Linked DNA regions of Homo sapiens: region 2 is linked to region 1. Evidence: chromatin loops called from intact Hi-C (ENCODE). Cell type or tissue: heart left ventricle. All regions are shown on one strand. Links, peaks and the distances in the headings refer to the core of each region. The heading gives the core; the rest is flanking DNA.

Region 1 (8,339 bases), core at 59-8,058:
CTCCTCCTAACTGTTGCTCATTTTCACCACGGCATTGATTATATTTGCTCATTTGTCTATCTATCCTGCAGTCATATTTCCCAACGAGGTGCAGGAGACAGAAGGAAAAGACAATTACAATACAGAGTGGTAAATGTGACCCCTGGGATATATACAGAGGAATGTGGGAACATCTAGGAGGGGCATTTAGCTAGAGGTTAGGAGATAAAATCTACAGAACTGGGTTCAAGAATTGAGTCTGCCACTTTCTAGTTGTGTGAACCTGGGCGTGCTACCTCATTTCTTTCATTCTCAGCTTACTCATCTGCCAACTGGTGAAAACAGCAGTAACTACCCGCTAAGGTTGCTGTGAAAGTTAGAGAGGAAGGATGAATGTAAAGTGCTAAGCATGCTGCCTGATGGTTGGCAAGTCCCCGAAAACCAAGTGTAGAGAACAGTGATGGGTTCTTTCAGGGATGAAAGGATGGATAAGACATAACTGCAGCTCTCAGGGACCCCAGATTTGAGTAGGAAAATTAAATCCAAATTTCATCTATCTAGGGCAGATGTCACAGACTGACAGCCCTCAAGCTGAATATTATCAAAAATTCAAAGTTGAGATTTTGCATAGTGTTCCAGATTTCTGACTTCTCTTGAAAGCAAAACCAAACCCAAAATATGGAGTCTGTATCCCCTCAAAACAACTGGATAGAGCTGAATGCTGTGAGGGGTGGGGTGGCTTATCTGATTTGCCATCAACCCTAGCGATCCCTGTTCTCGTAATTTAGCTGGCTGTATGTATTTATGTTACTGACGCCTAATAGTATGTTTTTGACTCCTAGTTTCACTCGGGTGCCTTGGTATTCAGTATCAGTAACGTACCTCTAGTATGAAGCACCTCTGCTACAACAAATGATCACAAGCACCTTTTTGCATTTATCACTTTTCACTACAGTCATCCAACACACTTGCTGGGTGGGAAGGTTTTCTGTTTCAAAAATGCAAACAATGCTGACAACATGCCCTCTTGCTTTCCAAAAAGCCAAAATACATGAAAAGCCCTTCTGTAAAGCAACTGATGTCTTCAACTTACTATGAAACGGAGATGAATAACTCAGCTTGATGAAGGAACCCTCATGTCCACTGTAAGTTCCATACATTTATTGGGTTTAATTAATGTGCATATTACTAAGAGCTCTTCTATTACATAAATATGAAATTACATAATAATGCAATTTAAACATAAGAAACTATATAAGGTAAATTCTTACACAGTATCAACCTAATCAGTATGCTATTAGTAGACAAAAGGCAACTGTCATTAAAATATTGGTGCTGACCTGACACTGCACCTGATTTACCTTCAGTCCAGAACCTGGAATTTATTTTTAGGTACTGCGTGGCTTTTAGTCCTAGGAAGAAGGAACTGTCTTATTGGCTCTTTACTAAAAACCAGGGGAGGTATAAGTAAGGTGCCTGGAAATGATAAGTGAATTTATAGACAAGATGTTTCCTGTATGTTTAAAAATCAAGGGCTTGAATGAGCACTGCTGTCTGTCCTGCTAAAGAATGGTCTGTGCTTCTGCGCTTTTAGATTTTCTGTGGGACAGTTGTTGCCAGTTGATTTTGAGAGGGATGCCAGTCACATAGTCTGTCCTTCCTAAATGCCTACCGGTTGGCAGTGAAACTTGAGAAAAATGAAGCAGTGCTTCTTTGTTGAGTAACGATACCAATTCCCATAAAGTCAGATGTGGGAAGTGAAAAACCTTGGCATATCAACTTTTGTGTTGACTCCATTAGAGTTGCTCACACGGCATGGGGAAACAATCAATGCCCACGTTTTAAACAACATATAAAGGAAGACTTTCAGGGGCTCTAAGGAAGAAATTGTTAATAATCGACTATTGTTGTTGCATTCTGCCTAAATAAACAGCTGGAGGACGTGTTTAGGTTGGGTCTACTTTTGCCAAGCATCGACAAATAGATGGGGTGGGAAAGCAGAGACAAATTAAACCAGGCTTGTCTTGCGCCATAGTCTTCACCAATTTTTCCTGGTGATTAGAAATGATGATAAAATATATGAAAGAAAAAAATAAAAGTCAGGGCCTGCCTAGCTGCTAATAAATCACTCATTCCTGGGAATGGCATGCCAATGGTTGGTCTTTAAAATTTTCAACTCCCTCAGACCCTCAGATGACAAATTAACCACAAACTCTTTGCCTTCTTCTCTTGAACCACCTTTTAGGGCAAGTTACATCTCAATAGCAATTTAAAGTTTCTAAAAGAGGAGATGGTGTTGGCAGAGACTTGAGAATCTCTGGTTGATGATAACTGGCACCAGGACACCCTGTTCAAATTTGACCTTGAATTGGCCAGAGGGAATTGGGGGTGAGGATTTTCAAGAATAACAGTGTCTGGTTAGATCCAAGGAGGACAGAGTCTGTTGCAGATGTTCAGGCTAGTGGTTGGCTTGAATCCCTGCTTGGCCACTGACCAGATGTGTGGACACTGGAAAGTGACATATTTTTCTTTCTGAGTCGTTCACTTGTAAAATGGATATAGTAATCTTACTTCTCATACATGATTGTTAGGAGAGTCAAATGGAAATATATTTTTAAGGAGCCTAGCACAATTCATGGTACATAGCAAGCTATTAACACATATTATTATGATTATTACTATTTGATATAATTAATCATTCTGATAATAGCAATGGCAGCTATAGCAACTATGACTCTGAGGAAAATGATTAGTACCTCCTAGGGCACTGTGGGCCCAACTTTTCCAAGTCCTTTGAAATGGCAGTTCTTGGAGGGGGATATTCAATGAACATGCGGCTGCATTTGGCTGCAAAATCATCAATCTCTGACCCCTCCACCTTCAAATTTGGCCAGCAGGAGGGCAGAGTGACTAAGTGACGTGGCCAGGAGCTATTAACAGATAGTCTCAAGAGTGTCTCTGTAAGAGCCCACAAAAATAAAACGGGATTCAGAACTGCTCCATTTCCATAAGCAAAACAATTGATGCTGATGATAACAAAACAATAATATTGTCCATGGCTGCCATGAGTTAAGTTCTCCCTGTGTGTCGGGTACTGTGCCAAGTGTTGTACATAAATCATTTCAATATATTCCCACTTACTCCTAGGAGACAGGTCACTTATCATGCCCATTTCACAGATCCAGTAAGTGAGGTTCAGAGAGGTTAAGTAATGCACCAGATGTCATATAGCTTAGTAAGTGGTAGAGCTGGCACACGATCCCAGGTCTCTTCCCCTCCCAGCTGTATGCAAAGGAACCCAAAACCAGAACACAGGCACACAGGGAGGAAACAGGTCCCCTGCCCTGGCTGATATATGCCTAGCAAATACAGAGGAAAACAGCCTGGACTCATTTCTTTGCACATTTGCTTAAATGGCAGAATCCAATCTTGTGAGAAACTGGAGGGAATCGCCCACCTCAAAGCTCTGCACCACCTCACGGATGCTGCTTGAATCAGGAGAAATAGGCCAGAACAGCCAAACTGCAGTGCAATCTCTTTCTATGCCTTCCCAAAGGCCCTCCCCAAACTTCCTTCACTGTGCTGCATCCCTGGCTCCCTAACCAGCGGCGTGAGGGGCAGCATGAGGAATGAGCAGCAATTAGGCCTGTCAGGGGCAGAACCAAGGGCACACTCCATCCCAGCTTGTCCTGTCCTGCTCTGACCTGAGGTACTTTGCCAAGAGCCCAGGGATGGAAGGAATAGGTCCAAATCCAGCCTCCTCCCATATTTGAAGAGATTTCCTTATTTGTCTCTAAGTACTGGGCATGTGGGACAATGACCTTGCTTCCTCCTTCTGTCTTAACACCTACAGAATGACTTATCTCCTAAAGAATGGACTTGCATTTTTTGTTATTGACACACATATGGTATGGCTGGCTTCACAGGGCAGGTGGCCTGTCTGCAGTCTTTCTTGGATCTGGTCACTGCTGTCGCAAGCTGCAGCTGCAGCTTTTCCACATTTCAGAGTGGAGGAGAAACAAGAAGGGGGATGAAGGAGTGAGTCAAGTTGTAGCCTCCTCCTCATCTCCCCAGCCGCTGGCTCCAGCTCTAGCCAGTGCCTCTGGCCTGGGTTGCACAGGCCTGTATCAGGGGGCTGTCCTTGAAGGAAGCACCCCGCTCAGCCTGAACAGAGGGCAGAGAAAGAAAGGGCTGTGCTTGCCTGTAAGGAATGATTTATAGCTCTCTTTCTTACACAAAATATATGACCTCAGAGAAAAACATTCCGAATGCATTCGCAATGACGCACAGATCAACACTGCATAGCGGAACACGGGAATTACAGTCACAAGGAGCAATCATTTGCAGGCTCAGAATTCAAAGTTTTCCTCCGCTCTGCCTACGTTCGTAAAGGACTAGGGTCGGCAGGGACATCTTAGATCACCTAAGTCCAATAGCTCCCATTTAGTAAGCACCAACTGTGTGATAAGCACTCTACATATTTCATCTTATTTAAAACTTACAATAACCTTTAAAGCACTTTAAAGAAGATATTGCTCTCCCCTTTAAAGATGAGGAGACTGAGGTGTGGGGAGGTTAAGTAACATAATTCTCTCTCCTTAAATTTTGTATTTAACTGTAACGTATCTGTGCCCCCCCCGGGTGCTTGATTTGCCCACTGCTTATATTTCTTTTGTAACGCTCAGCACATGGTTTTATATTATTTTTGGACTCTCCTGTGCTCTCCACTAGATCATGAGTGCCTCCATTAAAAACAGTCTGTCTCACTTGTCTGTATATCCCAGCATAAGGCTACAGTGCCTGGTATAAAACTAGTGGTGATGAATGAATGAATGAATGAACAAATCATGTCCCTGGGAGTTATATTTAGAGTCTCAGAGGACAGGGATCAGAGTAGATTTCTGCCTCTATCCCTAGAGCATTCTAGTTGATTGCTGGAATCAATGATGCCCTCCCACTTAATTCCCTCATTTCTGTTACCTCTAGGGCTCCTTTAACAGGGAGATGGCTAGACACAGAGGGAAGGTGACTTCAAACTCCTCCGTCTTTGTTTGTTTTTTGGTTGTTTTTCCTGGCACTTGCTGCCTGATCACCTCTTCTGCTTTTTTAAAATAACAGTTTTACTGAGATATCATACAATTCAGCTTTTAAAAGTATACATTTCAGTGTTACTTTAGTATATTCACCAAGATATGCAACTATCACCACTATCTAATTTTAGAACATTTTCATCACCCTCAAAGGATACAACATACCCATCAGCAGTCACGGCCCAGTCCCTTCCTCCCTCCCATAGCCTCTGGCAAATGTTAATCTACTCTCTGTTCCTATGGATGTGCCAATCCTGGACATTTCATGGAAATGGCAATTCCCTCTGTTTATTATAACCACGACATCTGTCTGTTGCAGAGCTCCATCAGAGCCAGTCAAAGTTCAATCTCAAACGGGGCACACTGCCTAGCACTTAAAAAGATCTTCCCCTGGCAACCTGAAGCAGGTCCCCTGCAGGCCTTTTTTTTTTTTTTGGCTGAGACCCTGCAGCTGCTGATATTCTTCAGATGGAGATTGTTAGGTGATGGCATTTGAGAACGAGTTGCACATGTGAATGTCTGAGGGCGAGCTGGGAATTTGTTCTAGCGGTTCAGGCATGGCTGTAATCACCTAGCCAGGCACAGGCAGGGACATTTGTGGGAGGGGAAACAAGAAAGGATAAGGGGACTCGAACTGGGTGCCAAGTCAGTAGCTGCCCTTGGGTTAAGAGCTTAATAGCTATTGTGAATTTGGGACCATCCCGCCCCAATAGGGCACGTTCTCACACATGAAGGGTCAGAAAGGGATTTTAATCGTAGGTGCCACATCATTTGACCATTGCCCCTATACTCATTCTTTGCCTTCCTAAATCATCAGGAAAGTATTACTTGAGATCAGCGTCATCTCCATTAGCTACTTTCCAAGTGACAAAGACAAAATAAAAAAGACCACTTGAAATATCTGAGAAGGACCCTTCTAAAGAGAAGATTTTATTACACAGTTACGTCTGAGCAGTGCCTATCTGAGCATTTCAGTAAATCTACATTACCCTAGGTATTTTGGCCTCCTCTGGGAGAGGAAAGCCTATCAGTAGAAAGTAATGATTTTGGGTTTTTCAATTGCCCTAAGGATCTTGACAATACTATTAAGACCCATGCACTCCCTGTCGAGAAGTTTAGGAGTGAAATTATTAATATGCCCAGACGTTATGTTGATTGTTGTGCTGTAGCAGAAAATACTCTTTCTGTTATGTGAGCAGCATTATCACTTTCCCAGGCAGAGAATTGCATCAAAAATTTAAACTCCTCTCATTCCAGCTCATCACATAGCTTTTCAAGGTCTTATTGTAAAATAGGCTGGGCAAAATTTGGATATTTCCCTACCCATGAAAGATAATATGTTTTTCAAAGACCAGGCTATTTTTTTAAAAAAGCCAAACCTCACAGTGGAATTCTTTTCCACTGAGATGCCATTCTTTAGGTCTTTAACTAGAATTTCCTGGGGGTGTATTTCATTCTTTTTTTCTCTCTCTCTTTGAGATGTTTACAGTGCTTTCCCCCAAACATAGAAAGATCAAAACAAAGATAAAATATAATTTTGATTTGAGATTGTGCCTCTGATGAACAGAATAATGGAAACAAACTCTGATCTACACCATTCATTAATACCAAGAGTGGCCGAAGCATACCAGTTAAATGGCAAGGATGGGATAAAGGTTCCTGGAGCATTTTCACTTCAAAGCTCAGCAGAATTATTTACTATCTGGGTGAACTTTTCCCAAAATCTCTCCTGGTACATGCCTTATAGGGCAAGGGAACAAAAGTTTCTCCATACTATATAAACAGAAGCCAGCTGAATGTCAGACCTTGAACTGCATCTGGTGTCACGTCAAGTAACAGCTGATGTCATGGGATGTAAAGACATATCGCTGGAGATATTTTCAGAACCCCCTTTTTGCCTTTAGAATGCACACACATACACACACGTACGCACCCACACAAGTAATTACCCAAGATAATCAAATATCTGGAGAAACATCCACTGCCTAAGACTACATGGCTCAACTACTGTCAGAGAGAGCACTCTCTGGATTTTGCTGGTAATTGTTTACTGGTTTCTTTCAAAGTTGTCTTGGAGTTGTCTTTACCTCCCAATTAAAATAAATCAGACCTCTCACAGTGCTCAAGACCTTTCTTATGATGTTGCATGAATGATGAGTAGAAGTACCCCGCTGCTGAGCAGGCTTAGAGGAGAAACCTCTCACCCTCACCTTGAAGATCCCCAGGATGCCACTAACTTTTAGAAAAAAACTGGGACCACCAGGAGGCCAGTGTGTTATCAGCCCTCAGTTTTGCAGTGGGAGGAAGAGGCATTGCCATAAGAATCACTGGGTCCCGGTGTGCTCCACTAGAAGAAAGGTTTCTTTCTAGCAAGGGTTCAGGAGGCCATTTCTAGGGCCTTTTCAGTCTTGAAAACATTGATCTCTCCAGTTTTGCCTGGAGGACTTCTGAAGTTAGACCACCAAAGTTCTGAGGTGCTTAACCTCTGTATCCTCATCTGTAAAAGGTGGTTAATAACAATTCCTAATTGGTAAAGAGAGTTAAATGAGATACTACGTTTAAAGTGCTCAGAAAATGCATCACACATAGAAGGCCCTCAGGAAATGTCAGCATTTATTTTCACCTGAATAGGCTAATTATTATTTATTTATTTACTTTTTTTGAGATGGGAGTCTCACTCTGTCACCCAGGCTGGAGTGCAGTGGCGCCATCTTGGCTTACTGCAACCTCTGCCTCCCAGGTTCATGCGATTCTCCTGCCTCAGCCTCCCGAGTAGCTGGGATTACAGGCACGTGTCACCACATCCGGCTAATTTTTGTATTTTTAGTAGAGATGGGGTTTCCCCGTGTTGGCCAGGCTGGTCTCAAACTCCTGACCTCAGGTGATCCTTTTGCCTTGACCTCCCAAAGTGCTGGGATTACAGGTGTGAGCCACTGTGCCTGGCCTGTTTTTTGAGATGTTGGAGAGAGGGGTGACACAGACCCTGTGATTTAGATTTTTGTGTGTGTTGTTTTTAAGAGGCAGAGTCTTGCTCTGTCACTCAGGCTGGAGTGCAGTGGTACAATCATGGCTCACTGTAACCTCGAATTCCTGGGCTCAAGCAATCTTCCTGACTAAGTCTTCCAAGTAGGTGGGACTACAGGCACATACCACCATGCCTGGCTAATTTTTTTTTTTTTTTTTTTTGGTAGAGATGGGATTTTGCTATGTTGCCCGGGCTGGTCTTGAACTCCTGACCCCAAGCAATCCTCCCACCTTGGCCTCCCAGAG
Region 2 (8,339 bases), core at 106-8,105, 130 kb before region 1:
TATGAAACTCTAGTGGAGACAAATCTAATCTCCAGTGACAGAAAGCAGATCAGTGGTTGCTTGGGCCTGGAGGTGAGGTTGGTGTGGGGCACAGGGGATCTGTTGGGTGGTGGCATTGTCCTCTATTATGGCTGTGGTGGTGCTTACTGAGGTGGATACAGTTTTCAGATTTTAGGGATCCAAGTGGACACTTAGAAAATGTGTGCATTGGTGCATGTTTTAGCAGCACAATTAGCAATTGCAAAAATATGGAACCAGCCCAAATCCCCATCAATCAACAAGTGGATAAAGAAAATGTGGTATATATATACCATGGAATACTACTCAGACATTAAAAGGAATGAAATAACGACATTCACAGCAACCTGAATGGAAATGGAGACCATTATTCTAAGTGAAGTAACTCAGGAATGGAAAACCAAACATTGTATGTTCTCACTCATAAGTGGGAGCTGAGCTTTGAGGACACAAAGGCATAAGAATGATACAATGGACTTTGGGGCCTCAGGGGAAAGGGTGGAAGCGGGGTGAGGGATAAAAAAACTACACATTGGGTACAGTGTACACTGCTTGGGTGATGGGTGCACCAAAATCTCAGAAATCACCACTAAAGAACTTATTCACGGAACCAAACACCACCTGTTAGCCAAAATCTGTTGAAATAAATTTTTAAAAGTGTACATTGGGTAGTTTTAACATTATACCTAAATTAAGTTGATTTAAGAAAAATAAAGCATAAAGCATGAAGGAGGATTCTGTTGTAGATTCGCTTGTCAGGAAAGGGCTTATGGAGGCATGAGGAGTAAAAACGTCAGGGGGAGCCACCTGAAATATCTGGGGGATGATTCCAGGAAGAGAAGACATCCGGTGCAAAATGTTCGGAGGCAGAATGAGCTTGACAGGGCTGAGGGAGAGCAAGTGAGCTGATGTGGTGGAGTCCAGGGAGTGAGGAGGAGACTGGTGGTTAACCAGACTGCAGAGGGACTGGCCAGCCACAGAGATGATCTTCTGTCAGCTGTTTACTGAACACCTACGGTGGACGGCCAAAGCTGTGAGTGATGGAGACACAGCAGAGAATAGAACAGCTGCTGTCCTTCTGGAGCTGATATTCTAGAACAACTTCAGATTTTTCCCTTTGCATGACGGGAGGCCAGTGGAGGGTTTCAGAGGCTGAAAAGATGAGACCAGAGCCTGTTTTTGTCATAATAGGAAAGCATCTTGCCTGGTGTGTTTCCTGGTTCCTATGAAGGCCCTCTGGGGTTGGCAGGGGCTTTGGTGGTTTGCTGGTTGAAGATAAGCAGATTATGGGTTCTGCCAAATTTCCTCCCTCCATATATCAAGCCTAAAATTGTGGTTTTCAAGTTCCAAAGGAGTATATTTTGAATGTCTCTGGTATGGGAGGGGGGTGATGTAGGGGAAATGAAAAATGAATAGAAAAGGGTAAAGTGTCTCAACGGAAGGATAAGGTAATATGATCACTATGAATATTTGGCACATTCCAGCAGCCCTTCTCAGAGCTGTTTCAGAATGGGATTCCCAACAGAAACAGTAACGAGGCTGGGCCAAACAAAGGCAGAGACAATTCATTTCCTGATAGGTGAACGAGTTCCCTGGAAATTCCAGGACAGGCATTGGTGCTAGTGTCCACTAGCCACATGAGGGCAGGGCTAGCTCTGCCCTGTCCCTGGCTGCAGCCCCTTGGCATGTCGCATATAGGTGCTCAGTAAATGTTGGCTGAATACAACGTGATGGCCTGCCTCTGGCAGAATGTGCATCTGTCTGAACACAGGGTCTCCTTCAGGGAATGTTGACCCTTCTCACATGAAATTTCTGAGAACAGGGGAAACAGTTAGAAACCGTAAGTCTCGATCTGTTATTTTCAACAAGATTTTCCCCAGGTACGTGAAAGTGTGCATTCCCAGTTAGAAGGGTAACCCATAGCTTGAGGGCTTTTATGTAACATGTGTTCCTAGCTGGAGTTGTGTACACAGCTGCAAATATGCAACAACTCAACACAGGGACAGCCATTAAACTTCCAGAGGGGCTGCCCCCCTAGGTCACTCTTGCTCTGTCGGAGCGTGTTCTAAAAGGAAAAGGTATGTCCCCATTAGCGAAGAGTGACTAAAGCAAAGCAGAGTTTCGGTCAATTGTTAAATGAAGCTTCAACACAGCCCACACAACAAGGCATGTCTTGGTTTGCCCTCTGCTTAGAAAGGCCCTCTCTTGTCTTTCTCCTTGCCTGCTTAACTCACCCTCAAAGATTCACCTTGTGTAGCCTCTCCTCCAGGAGGCTGCCCTAAAATCCCTCACAGGTTAAAAGTGGTGGCCAACTTTTATGCTCCCAAGCCTCCTGTATCCAACCCTCTAGTAATAACAATAGCTGATATTTGTTGAACATGTTATGTGAGGGACAGGAACAGATCATGTAAATGACATACGGTAGTGGCTCCAGGAAACATACAAGAGCATAGTGCTAGCAGGGTAAATGTTATTCCAAATCTCCCATCCCATGAAGAGCTGTGCTTGGGCTGCACACAGGTAGATGCAGTGTGCACTGTGTCCCCTGGAGAGGCACCCCAAACCTCTGCTACCTCTCATATTCATAGAAGGATGGGGAGGAGACAGGAATCACTTGACTGAGGAGGAAGACTCTGAGCTCTGCAGTCTATACTAGAGTCTCGACAACCAGCTGAAGCGCAGTTTGCATATCAGTATTGGTGTCGGCCAGCATCCTTGCTGTTCCCCCTGCAGAGCCGCCTTGTTGCTAGGCTACCTGAGAGTGCGCTATAAGTGTTGTAGGCCAGTTAGATTGATTGATTCATCTCCATGGGGTGCTTACCATTTCCTGGGCATTATCTCATTTATTCTTACAACAGCCTGATGAGGTATAGTCCTCATTTTCTGGATGTTGAAACTAAATCTAGAGACTCATCCGGAAACACTTCATAGGAGAGATAAGATTCAAACCCAGACCAGGATGATCGTAGAGTGTCAGCTCTTATCCTCCACTCTGGACTGCATCTCACGACCCTCCCTACTTGATGTTGCCATCATTTCTTAACTTGTCAGGTCTCCATCTCCTTAAAGGCAGAGCCGATGCTTTTAATCACTGTATCCCCAGTACAGACATTCAATGAGTATTTGTTGAGGGCATGAATGGATTGATTTTATATTTCATCTTCTCACGAGGTCATGCCCTCATCATGCTGCCTTTTGATCCAACCCAAGAGAAGGGTAGAAGGTATTGCTCTGAAGACCAAGCGAGCCATAATGTTGACCTCACAGAGCCTTGGGGTCAAGGTCAGCGAAATTGATGAGCATTTCAAGGCTATTCCAAGGTGCACAAAGGCTGCACCATAGGGCCAGAAGAATGAATGTTTTACCTCTCAGTGCCTTGCTGATGTGATTTCTTATTTACTGCACATTCCCATCTAATTGTCTTTAGCAATGGTTTATCAAATGTCACATTTGGCTCCTTGTCCTCCCAAGATCAATAGGAGGGCCCAATGTGGGCTGGCTGTGAAAATATATCAAACATATCACCAAGAAGAGGGAGCAAACTGGGGGTGTGTCCAGTCACAAAATGACTTCCCAAGCCCTAACGAGGAACAGAAACACAGGCACTGCGCAGCTTCTCTTGAAGCATGAGCTGCACCTTTCACCAGGCTGGAATGTAACTTTGCACAAGTTTTCAGCTCTGAGTTCTGCTCTCTCATACCCAAAGTGGGAATAATAAAAGTCCCCACCCCTGAGGGGCACTGTGAGTTCGGCTCGGCTCATAGTAAGCACTCAATTAATGTGAGCTGCTCTCATGGTTATTATTGTTATTATAACACCTTGATGTATTGTAAATCCTTTGAGCTGGCAATTCCACTCCAAGAATTCATCACAAGGAAATTATTAAAAAATATAAGAACATAGACCTGAAAGAATGTTTACTGTAGAATGATTTATCATATTGAAAAAGGAGGATTGCTTGAAAAAAATTTTATTCAAGACAATGGACTATTTTGAGGCATTTAAAATGAGTTTATAGAAAAATATTCAGACTTGGAAAGATGTCCTCCATCTATTATTAAGCAAAGACTCAGGGTAAAAATAGTTTGTGTGTGGTATGATCCTGTGTTTATAAAAATGATGACTATATGTGAACAGAAAACAGTCTGGAAAATATACTAAAAAATGTTAATGTTTTCTGTTTTTCCTATCATCACCATGTCTTACTTTATAATGAGAAAAACAAAAATAAAAGTTATCTTTAAAAAAATTGAAATCTGTTTTGTTTGTTTGGGGTTGTGTGTCATGAATGCTTTGAAACCATAATAATAATAGCTTACACCATTTCTATGTGCCAGCATGAATCTAAGTGCTTTATAAAGATTATTTCATTTACATCCAATATTGATTGCTCTGAGCACATAATATCACCTCTGGTTTATAGATGAGGTAACTGAGGCACAGAAAGGCTGAATGACTTGCCCAAGGTCATACAGCTTGGAAGTATTGGAGGCTGGAGTTCAGAGTCAGATAGTTTGGACTGGTCTACACTCCTTCTGCCCAGGCTCTCCAGCTGTTCCTGTCTGGAACAACAGCAGTTCCACAGCAGTTTCTTTCTCTTTCTCTTTTCCTTTCCCTTTCCCTTTCCCTTCCTTTCCTTTCCTTTCCTTCTTTCTGTAACAGCAGCACTTCCACAGTGGTTTCTTTTTCTTTTTCTTTTCTCTTCTTCCTTTCTTTCTTCCCTCCCGTCCTTCCTTCCTTCCTCTCTTTTTCTTTTTCTTCTTTCTTTTTTTCTCTCTCTCTCTCTCTCTCTCTCTCTTTCTTTCTTTCTGACAGGATCTCACTCTTTTGCCCAGGCTGGAGTGGCACAATCAGGGCACACTGCAGCCTTGACCTCCTGGGCTCAAGCAATCCTCCCATCTCAGCCTCCCAAGTAGCTGGGACTATGGGCAGATACCACCATACATGGATAATTAATTTTTTTTTTTTTTTTTGGTAGAGATGAAGTCTCACTTTGCTGTCCAGGGCGGTCTTGATATCCTGGGCTCAAGTGTTCCTCCTGCCTTGATTTCCCAAGTGCCAGGATTATAGGCATGTGCCACCACAGCTGGCCTAAAGTTTACTTTCTAAATAAGTATTTAGATATTTTAAAAATTATAATTCAACCCCACACTGACTTGATTTATATGGTAGGATCTAGTTATCTGGGAATCACTGGAATTCGTAAGAGGCCACTTATAATGAATACACTTAACGAATGGAAAAATGTTTGATTAGAACTTTATCTTGGAAAAGGAAACCCTGCCAAAAAGTTTATTTTATATCATATTTAGGGAAATTCAGGTTATATTTGCAACTATGCTCTAGTTGTGAGAATGAACACTGAATTTTCATACGTACACAAAAACATGTAAGCACACATTTCGTTCTATCAGCTTCATCGATAGCAAAACACATGCTGTTTTTAGAGATGTCAAAAGAGGAGCATTTTATGCATCTTAGAATCAATGAAACACACAGGACAGTGCAGCATCACTTAGTTTGACAAGTGCAACATAATCAAAAAGAGCATTTCTGTAAGCAGATGGGATATCTTCATCAAATTTCCCAGGATCTCTCTTTACGTTTTTTATAATCACCCTCTTTGATGTGCCGATCTTATCACCTTCTTTGTTAATTTTCTCTGCCTCCGTGTTTAACTGTGCTACCCTCAGCCAGATCCATATTTACCAAGGCTTTCCTCTGACACGTTCAAGAAGATCCCCACCACCATTCTCCTTGACTTGATAAAATTCCTGTTTTTGGCAGCAGGTGTAATTTTACTCCGTAAACTATTGTGTTTACGTTGTACTGTAGATGCTCCTAGAAATGACTGAGCACCAGAGAGAAAGAAGATGAAGGTGTCTGGCTGCTAGATGCACATCCCAGCTTTGAGCCCATAACCTCTGTCTCAGTTCTTCCATCTGTAAAAGGGGACTGCCACTAATGCTACCTAGCTCATATGGTGTTGTGAAGATAAAACAAGATAATGCACATGGAACAATCAGTCCCTGTTACATTGTGGCCCTCAGATAGTGCTGGCTATTATTCCAAGTGGGTTTAGACATCATGTTAAATGGAGAGGGATCTCTGAGTGCAGGACATTTTTATAAGAGCTCGGATGAATGATTAATGAATATTGTTGTCTCAGAACAACTTTAGCTTCCCTACAAAGCATCCTTACTGAGAGGGGCTTCAATGAACATTTTAGAAGCCATTAATTTTTGCAAAGATCTTGGAATAAAGCTTTTCCTAACATCTCTGAGCATACATTGAACTTCTGTAACTGTCGTTTATCAGGAAGCTTAAAGATCTGTACTAGGCTTTCTTTGAATCCAGGCCGATGTGTGTCTGCTCAGATAAAGTCATACAAGCAATTGCACTGATGGATACTGTTCAACGAAATGCCAGGCAGAGCAGAGGCACATGTTTGATTCAGGATGTAAAATCAGGAGTGGAATTCCAAATGAATGTGTAATATGTCCCATAATGGTGATTTTTTTTCAAATAAGGAGAGTTTCAAAGCTTGGGTGCAAATCCCCTTTTTTTATATCTAAGGCAAGGGACGTGCCTCTCAAAATTGCACAAAAACACAAAGTATATAAATGGAATCTTGAGAAAGTGATTGGAATTACAGGTGTCATCTGTATCCTCTCTTTGTTTTACTGAAAATAGACTCAACATTGTTACAGATTCACTTATTACACACACACACACACACACACACAAACACACAGAGATTACAGAAATTAAGAGAAGTATAAAAGATACCCATATTACAACCACTCAAATGAATAAATGTTAAGATTTTGTGGAATTATATCCAGTCTGTGTGTGTGTATGTTGGAGATTGGGGGATGGGGGACTTGCCTTTCCTTTAGTATGTTTTTTTCGATAAAAGTAAGTACTCCTAAAACCTAATTCCCAGTCCTATTCTTCTTGACTGTTCCTAGAGGTGACCACTCTCATGGGTTTAGTCTCTCTCTCTCCCTCTGGATATATATCCACACATATATATTTATACATGTGATTTATTAATACACAAACATACATATACAGAGATTAACATGATAATACTAAACATGGATTTGAACTGTAAACTCTATGGTAACAAAACTATCACTTTCGTCTTTTTATATACAGGGTTCTATATAAGATTTCACTTGAGGATAAAGGTCCTTTGCTTAGAAAGTTTGCAAACTCCTGAATTACAGCACCTCCAAGACTCTCCTCTGTCTAAATATGTGATTTGGTGCTGCCCGTCTGAACTCATTCCTGTTTTCTCTGTTGCTGCCTTCTCTCTCAGTTCCATGAACTCAAGCCTTGTCCTTCTTGTAAAACATCCATGGTGCCCTCCTGTGCACCCTTCACACCGGTTCTCTTTCCAGACTCAAGCATGCCATGAGATTTCTCCTTGCTCTGCTCAGTAGCTGTCCAGGAGGGTGCCCACTGACTCAGATGGCAGTTTCAGTTCCTGTCTCCTGTTAGGATGCCACCAGCTAACCAGAAGGGGTCTGTCCAGAAAGTCCTTTCCAAAAGCACTTTCAGTCCAGTTCAGAAGAAACCAAGGTTCTCTTGGTTTCACACAATCGTTCTCTACAGCTCGAGCTCCTTTGGAAAGGAAGGTTCTGAAAAACATGCCTGTAAAGATCTGGCTTCCTCCAAAATGAAATGAAACTTCGTATCAGGGGCTTCTGCAAAGCGCGATTTGATGTGCTATGCAAGCTGACAGCCAAACCCTGGCATTGCCTCCACATTTCAGCTCCATGTGAAAGGTGAGGCCCAGTGGAGCCTATGTGACTAGTCAATGGGCACTGAGAGGGTAAAGAGAGAGTGGCAAGATGACAGAGCCAAGGAGCTCCAAACAGCCAGGCACCCCAGCATCCCAGGAACACAGTTAGTCCCACATCTAATTGAAACCATGTGCAGGTTTGCTTACTTAGGCAAGAAAGAAGGGGACAAGGAAAGACAGAGTTCATTTTCAAATGAGGATCTGAAATGAAAAGGAATAAACCTGAACTGGCAAAGACTAATACCACTAATCACCATCTATAAATCTGCTTTTAAAAAATGTCATTAGGGGAATTCCGCTGATAAGGACAAATAGAAATGTTGGCTCAACTCATTTTATCTTGGTCCACATATGCCCAATCTGCCATATTTGCATTTATTTGGTATGATCATGGGACAATTTGTGGTCTCTTAAACTGTTCCTCCCTATTGGCTAATGAGTTTAATGTGTGGATAATTTTACTTCCCATCCCATAGATACCTCTCAGCATAAAGCATTAGGGGGTACCAGC

The links. Hi-C counts contacts between places; a loop is a spot of excess contacts. Peaks named below come from ENCODE experiments on the same cell type or tissue, not always from the same donor. Only the 100,000 strongest peaks of a DNase experiment are listed, where the experiment ranks them.
Region 2: it touches region 1 in a loop (3-fold over the local background); 3 of 110 quality-filtered maps call a loop at or near these places.

What each region holds. Positions count from the first base shown.
Region 1 is chr5:167,941,601-167,949,939 of GRCh38, reverse strand. All of the region lies in intron 5 of TENM2 (teneurin transmembrane protein 2), which reads right to left. It overlaps TENM2-AS3 (TENM2 antisense RNA 3), which reads left to right. Exons shown (of 3, transcript XR_941186.3): 2 at 1,022-1,124. Among named protein-coding and RNA genes, the nearest start is that of TENM2-AS3, 7.8 kb to the left of the region's middle. RefSeq lists an enhancer at 3,669-4,170. In heart left ventricle, for the core only: no CTCF peak of the experiment used is centred there; DNase peaks (open chromatin) are centred at 3,599 and 4,026; H3K27ac peaks cover 8,000 bases.
Region 2 is chr5:168,067,271-168,075,609 of GRCh38, reverse strand. All of the region lies in intron 9 of TENM2 (teneurin transmembrane protein 2), which reads right to left. Among named protein-coding and RNA genes, the nearest start is that of MIR12125, 94 kb to the left of the region's middle. In heart left ventricle, for the core only: no CTCF peak of the experiment used is centred there; no DNase peak of the experiment used is centred there; H3K27ac peaks cover 306 bases.